Linked DNA regions of Mus musculus: region 2 is linked to region 1. A link is a loop called in an ENCODE intact Hi-C map of the cell type or tissue named here. Cell type or tissue: left cerebral cortex. All regions are shown on one strand. Links, peaks and the distances in the headings refer to the core of each region. The heading gives the core; the rest is flanking DNA. Region 1 has its middle 110 kb from the start of Nat3. Region 2 has its middle 45 kb from the start of Nat1.

What was found. A loop is a pair of places that touch in the nucleus more often than their neighbours do. Peaks named below come from ENCODE experiments on the same cell type or tissue, not always from the same donor. Only the 100,000 strongest peaks of a DNase experiment are listed, where the experiment ranks them.
Region 2: a loop joins it to region 1, with 11 times the contacts of the local background. A loop is called at or near these places in 2 of 42 quality-filtered maps.

The regions. Positions count from the first base shown.
Region 1 is chr8:67,630,764-67,633,689 of GRCm38, forward strand. No RefSeq gene overlaps it. Among named protein-coding and RNA genes, the nearest start is that of Nat3, 110 kb to the left of the region's middle. In left cerebral cortex, for the core only: no CTCF peak of the experiment used is centred there; DNase peaks (open chromatin) are centred at 1,087 and 1,688; H3K27ac peaks cover 2,421 bases.
Region 2 is chr8:67,444,836-67,447,761 of GRCm38, forward strand. No RefSeq gene overlaps it. Among named protein-coding and RNA genes, the nearest start is that of Nat1, 45 kb to the right of the region's middle. In left cerebral cortex, for the core only: no CTCF peak of the experiment used is centred there; a DNase peak (open chromatin) is centred at 1,294; H3K27ac peaks cover 1,512 bases.

The sequences.
Region 1 (2,926 bases), core at 97-2,596:
TCATGCAGAACAGAACCAGTCTCAAACAAAGTAAAACAGCAAAACAAAATAGCATGTCTTGCAGTGCAAAGCTTAGGTGATGGAAAGCCTAGTTTATACCTGAGTTTTTACTTATTTCATTCTTGAATCCCAACATTTACTTGTTGAATAAATCTATAATATTTTGCTGAACCCAAATAGAATATATTTTAGACCTGAAAGGGTTTTTTTGGTTTTTTTGTTTGTTTGTTTTTTGGTTTTTGGTTTTTTGAGACAGGGTTTCTCTGTATAGCCCTGGCTGTCCTGGAACTCACTCCATAGAGCAGGCTGGCCTCAAACTCAGAAATTTGTCTGCCTCTGCCTCCCAACTGCTGGGATTAAAGGTGTGTGCCACCACGTCCGGCATGAAGTAATTTTTAAAAATGATGAATACACATTCTAATTAAATGTCTGTGTGCTTGTCTGTGTATGTACACACAAATGCATGTATCCACATAGGCCAAAAGAAGGGTTTCAGTTCCCTTGTAGCTAGACTTACAGGCAGTACCAAGAACTGAACCCTGGTCATCTCAAAAAGCAGCAAGTGCTCTTAGCCACTAGCATCTCTCCAGCCTCATGAAGTGATTTCTTAAATAGAAACATAAACTCAAGAAGACAAGCAAATCCCCTTACTCTCCATATTCAAAAAAAAAAAAAAAACTCTGAAGGAAACTACTAACTAAAATGATGTTTCTCTTTCTACCAGATACAAATTTCTCTTTTCTATGTACAATTAGGACAATTAAATGATTAGAGGTCAGTTCTAACAGACTGCACAAAATACCAGAATCTGTAAAGCATGCCACCACTGGAACATGCAATGACAATTTTAAGATGAAGAAAATTCTAAATACTCTCTGTTTTAAACAACATATGCTGCCAAGTTCTAAGTTACTGATTATTTTTCTTGAAATTCACATTCATTTTAGCCCTAATCTCTCCTACCATTTATACACGAGGAGCAGCTGATGGGAACGCATTGAGCTATTTGTAGCTGCCCATGTGTTCAAGAAGGTAGCATGCGAAAACAGGATCTTTGTTCCAGGTGGTGATTTCCACCAATGGAACGCGAAGATATAAATGGTTAGGCTTTGACATCATGGTAGAAGATTTTGTCTCTAGGCAACAGAATGTGTCTCACAGTCACAGCAGTAGCTGGGGGAGCACTGAAGGTCTGGCTGCTATGGATGGCCACACCTAACAGGCAACTTGTAAAGGGCATTTATGCATAGACAAATAGACTAACTAGTACCCACACTGGGAGCTGGTTGCCTTGCCCACTCAGCATGGTGTCAGATAGCAATTCAAGAGCTCTTTGCTCTGCCCCATGCTTACCATCACATAGTGATGTTGGCTGGCTTCACCAGTCCCATGCTTTGCCCTTTAGGCCTTTGGGGAATCTTCCTGCAGTAGAGTAATAAGTGTGGGTGCAGAGTTACACCTTGTCTTAGCTGAAGGTGGACATAGGGAAACACAAAATAGGGTTTATTCCCCAGGTAGGTTTCTGCAAAGTACAGAGATTTTTAAAGGCTCCTCCTGCCCCTCTTGGAAATAGTTCATGAGGAAAGGAAATCAGAATTGAGTGGAGATTACAGATGGTGAGATTCTAAAGTGAAAAGAGGAAGAGCCGGGTGTATGCAGACGTGTCCCTTAGTGACAGGGATATGTCCTGAGCAACGTGTTGTTAGGTGACATCATCACTGTGTGGACATCTCGGTGCTTACACAGTCTGTATGGGATAGTGTAGCACACCCAGCTCTGTGGGCTCAGAGACGAAATGGCATTATACAGAGCAAGGATGCAGGGAAAATGCAAAAGTCTCGTGTAACTCTGAAGGGACTCTGCCAGGCACTATAATGCTGTCACCAGATATGCAGCTGTGCCAAAAGGACCAGCTCATCTTTGTGCTCATCCTTGTTAATGCTGACATTCACTGAGGTGGTGCTGTGGTCTGAGCTATGTGCTGACCTTTCCTATTATAATCTCAGCTTGGGGCATGGCTAGACCTATGGAAGAGCAACAGAGAATGCAGTAAAGATTTAAGGAGTGGAAGCAAGGCTATACAAGTGAGCAAGCTTCACTGATTCAGTGATTTGAAAACAGTATCACCCAGGTTTAAACAGGTCAGACAATCCCTTTAGGATATGAACCTTGAATGCTCTTCTCTCATTTGATAAATAAATGTTTATTCCATATTTATAGGTTGACAGAGTTGATCAAGCTTGTGGAAAGGTTATGATTTATAAATGCCATGCGATATTTTTAATATTTTTCCTTATAAGTTTATGTACATAGTGCGTTGGAGAATGCACATGCCAGAGCCTTCTTTCTTTTTATCCTGTGGGCTCTGGGCACAGAACACATCTTGTCAGGCTTACAGCAAGCTCTCTTGCCTGCTGAGCCATCTTGTGTGCCCTTTGATGTAGAATATTAAGTCAGCCTAATTCTGCAAACTTGCTTGCGTTTTGCAGTCAGACACTGAGGACATTCTCATCCGCTTGTTTAATTCTGTGCCCCGGCCAATTTCAAAGCTGATTTCAGGCTGATTGTAAATTACCTAATTCTGAAAGGTGGATTAATAGTGGGACTAATTTTAAATATGTTCAACTCTTTGTGATTCTTCAGTATTCTGAGGGAAGAAATCCATCCTCTGGCTGGGCACGTCAACTGTGCTTCAGGGTTGTGGTTTTACCATTCTGACAATGCTCTAACACCCCTGCTAGAAATGCTCATGTCTGTTAGGACAGCCACTGCTTTGTAAAATATTGAGGACTCTGTGGCACCTGGATGAGGAATTGAAACGTGGGCACACTGTGGGAAAAAGTAGGATGTTCTCCAGAATCAAAACCAGAACTATCATAAACTCCAGCAATCTACTCCAGGCTGTATAGACAAAAGAATGGAAATC
Region 2 (2,926 bases), core at 224-2,723, 190 kb before region 1:
ACACACAACACACACACACACACACACACACACACACACCACATACAACAATCTTATAAGGTGGGCTATGTGAGTAGGTCAGTGGTAGAGTTCTTTAACATGAGTGAGGGCTTAGATTCCATTCTCAGCATTAAAATAAAATATAAAATTTAAGTAGAGGCTACTCTGTAAATTACATTTACAGTATTCTTAGTGGCAATATTTAGAGAAGCATTCATTTGCTTTCTTACTTTCCTCCCAAAGACCTCCATATATAAGCCTGACTGCAAAGACCAGAGAGATAACCCTTCATCACCTGTCTACTGTTGTTTATAAGAAATTGGCCTGAGCCAATCATAATTGGGGGAATCAGTTTCCATATGCCATGCATTTCACACTCCCAGAATTTGGGATGGGATTCAGTAACCTGTAAGGGTTAAATAGATTATCAATAGATGTGACTAGAGTGACCAACTTGGTCTTTCTTGGTTTTAATTCCAAAATTCATATATATTCTTCAAAGCCCATGAGTCTTAGGTAACTCCAATTATCTTGTATTCTCAAGTGAGATGGGCAATCTTCAGATCCTGTGATAATTTAAGACAAGAGATTCTCAAGGGCCCAAGGTGAAGAAGGTAGGGCTTAGAGATGGAGTGAGGTTCTACCTCTTACATTCTCCAGGCTGAATTCAGGGTGTATGACATAAGTACTTCTCAAACTTGGAAGCATATGCAAGTCACTTAGTTAATACATGGATTGACTCATTCAGTGTGAGATAGGTCCTAAGATTTAGTACTTCTGGTTTACAGACAGCACACACAAGCACAGGCTCTATTTAGTTCAGGTGTGGTCCTGGGCCAGCCAGAAAAAAACAAAGACAACCAAAAATTAAAATGATCATGATAGAGGGTTCAATGACCTTCAACACAGTGTCTCCTCAGCAGAGTTATTGTGGTAGGAGTTCTATGTGCTTGATAGTGCCTCTGCTTCTGCAGATAACTGGAATAAAGTCAGCAAACAACAGCCCCATGCTGCCTTCCTGAGCACAGAAAGCAGCACAGGGAGATGGGCTCATTGACTTTGTTCCAACATAAGTCTGTTCCAGAAAGGACGTCAAATGCCATTCTCACTAGTCCAACATAATTGTTCTGGAAACCTGGTTCTTCAGCTATCACCCTTGTCTAATTCTGAATTATAAATAAATGGAGATTTAAAATATAAAATACTCTGGCCACTGCACCACCTACCCGAGAACAAATGGAAATACTTTCTGTTCCATAATTCATTAGAAACCAAGACTCCAGGTTGTGTTCTCTGATTTTGGCTGAAATAGCCCCATATTTTTTCCAAAACACCACCCCCACTGTGCTTAGTCATATTTCCTTGTTCAAAACCAAGTAATTCGTATGTTCCAGATAAAACTGTGCTCCTTTCTCACTATTTGTCTTCCTACAGGGAATCTCCATGACCACCTTCTCTTGTGTCAACCAAACCAAATAGGATAGCATTCTAGGTCTAAATCCAAGGCATTGATAATGGTTAAAAAGAATCAAGTCCAAGTTTACAAGACATTTTAACATAGACTTGATTTCTTTTCTCCCAAACACCCATAAGCTATACTGCCCATAGCACACATCATGAGACTTATATCTCTTTTATATCTGTGTATTATCTTTCTACCTAGACTTAATACTAAGGGCAAGAATCACAGAATATATGCATGCATATGTAATTTTATACCATGGTAACTGACCATTCAGAATCATCATAAGAAAGTGTTGTTCCCTATTAAATTATATAACCCACGAACAGGGAGTCTTACAGAATATGTTCCCTGAGATTTTAGGCACTTTCTCTATTATAACTAGAGTTTTAGTTGCCTGCAATATATCTCCATATTCTTTACTTAGTCTTGGATCATCCTCAAAGGCCTATTTTCATTCTCGTCTATTCAGTGGGTCCCAGCCCAGCCATCATTACATTTTCAATTTCTTACTTTGTCTAGGGCTCACTGTGTACATAATCTCTTATGTAGATAGTACCTATGGTTCTGCCCAACTCTCCCTTCATATTGCCACATCTTATCAGCATCACTCAGCTCCATCATGGCGCCCAGAGTATGAAATGTACTGTCCAGAGCTAAACCCAAACTGCACTGACAAAAGTAGGTCTGACAAGTCAATCTTGATTCTGGATGCGATATTGGAAGCAAAGGGGGAGGTTAATGCTGCACTTAGTTCATAATCTTATGAGACTAGGCATGTCACCTATACGTATGTCTATGTACCTCATACATGCTTGTTCCCCATGGAAGCCAGAGGAGCACATCAGATCCCCCTGGAACAGGAGTCACAGATGGTGACTGTGAAAAGCCATGTGGGAAGCTGCCATGTGGGAGCCGGTAATTGATCCCTGGTCTTTTGGAAGAGCAGTCAGTGATCTTATCAGTTGGGCCATCTCTCTAGTCTCCTAACTAGTCTTTTACCATATTAGTTCTTTTACCATATCTTAGTTCTTAAGATATGGACAGACGATCAAAGTTGGATTACATTGATCAGTCAGTGAAGGAAAGACTGAGCAACACTGGCTACACTAGTCCTGTTTGGCTGCCATCCTCAGTTTGGCTATGTCAGTTTCTAGGCTTCTAAAGAGCAGCACATAGAAGCTTCAGGATTTATTATTCCTGGGGGATGAATTTCTCTTCAGAAAACAACCTTTTCAATTGTAAGAGAAAGAGACCCAACTTATGGCTTCTCCTTATAACAGAATTATGTGTGGTAAAATTAAGGGCACATCTTGCAAACAGAAAGGTATTTGGGGGCCGGAGAGATGGGTCAGTTGGTAGGTTCTTGCTGTCTGTGCATGAGGACCAGAACTCAGAACCACAGCATCTATGTGAAAAAAACCTACCCTGTGAACACGATGCTGGAGAAGTGCTCTATCCACT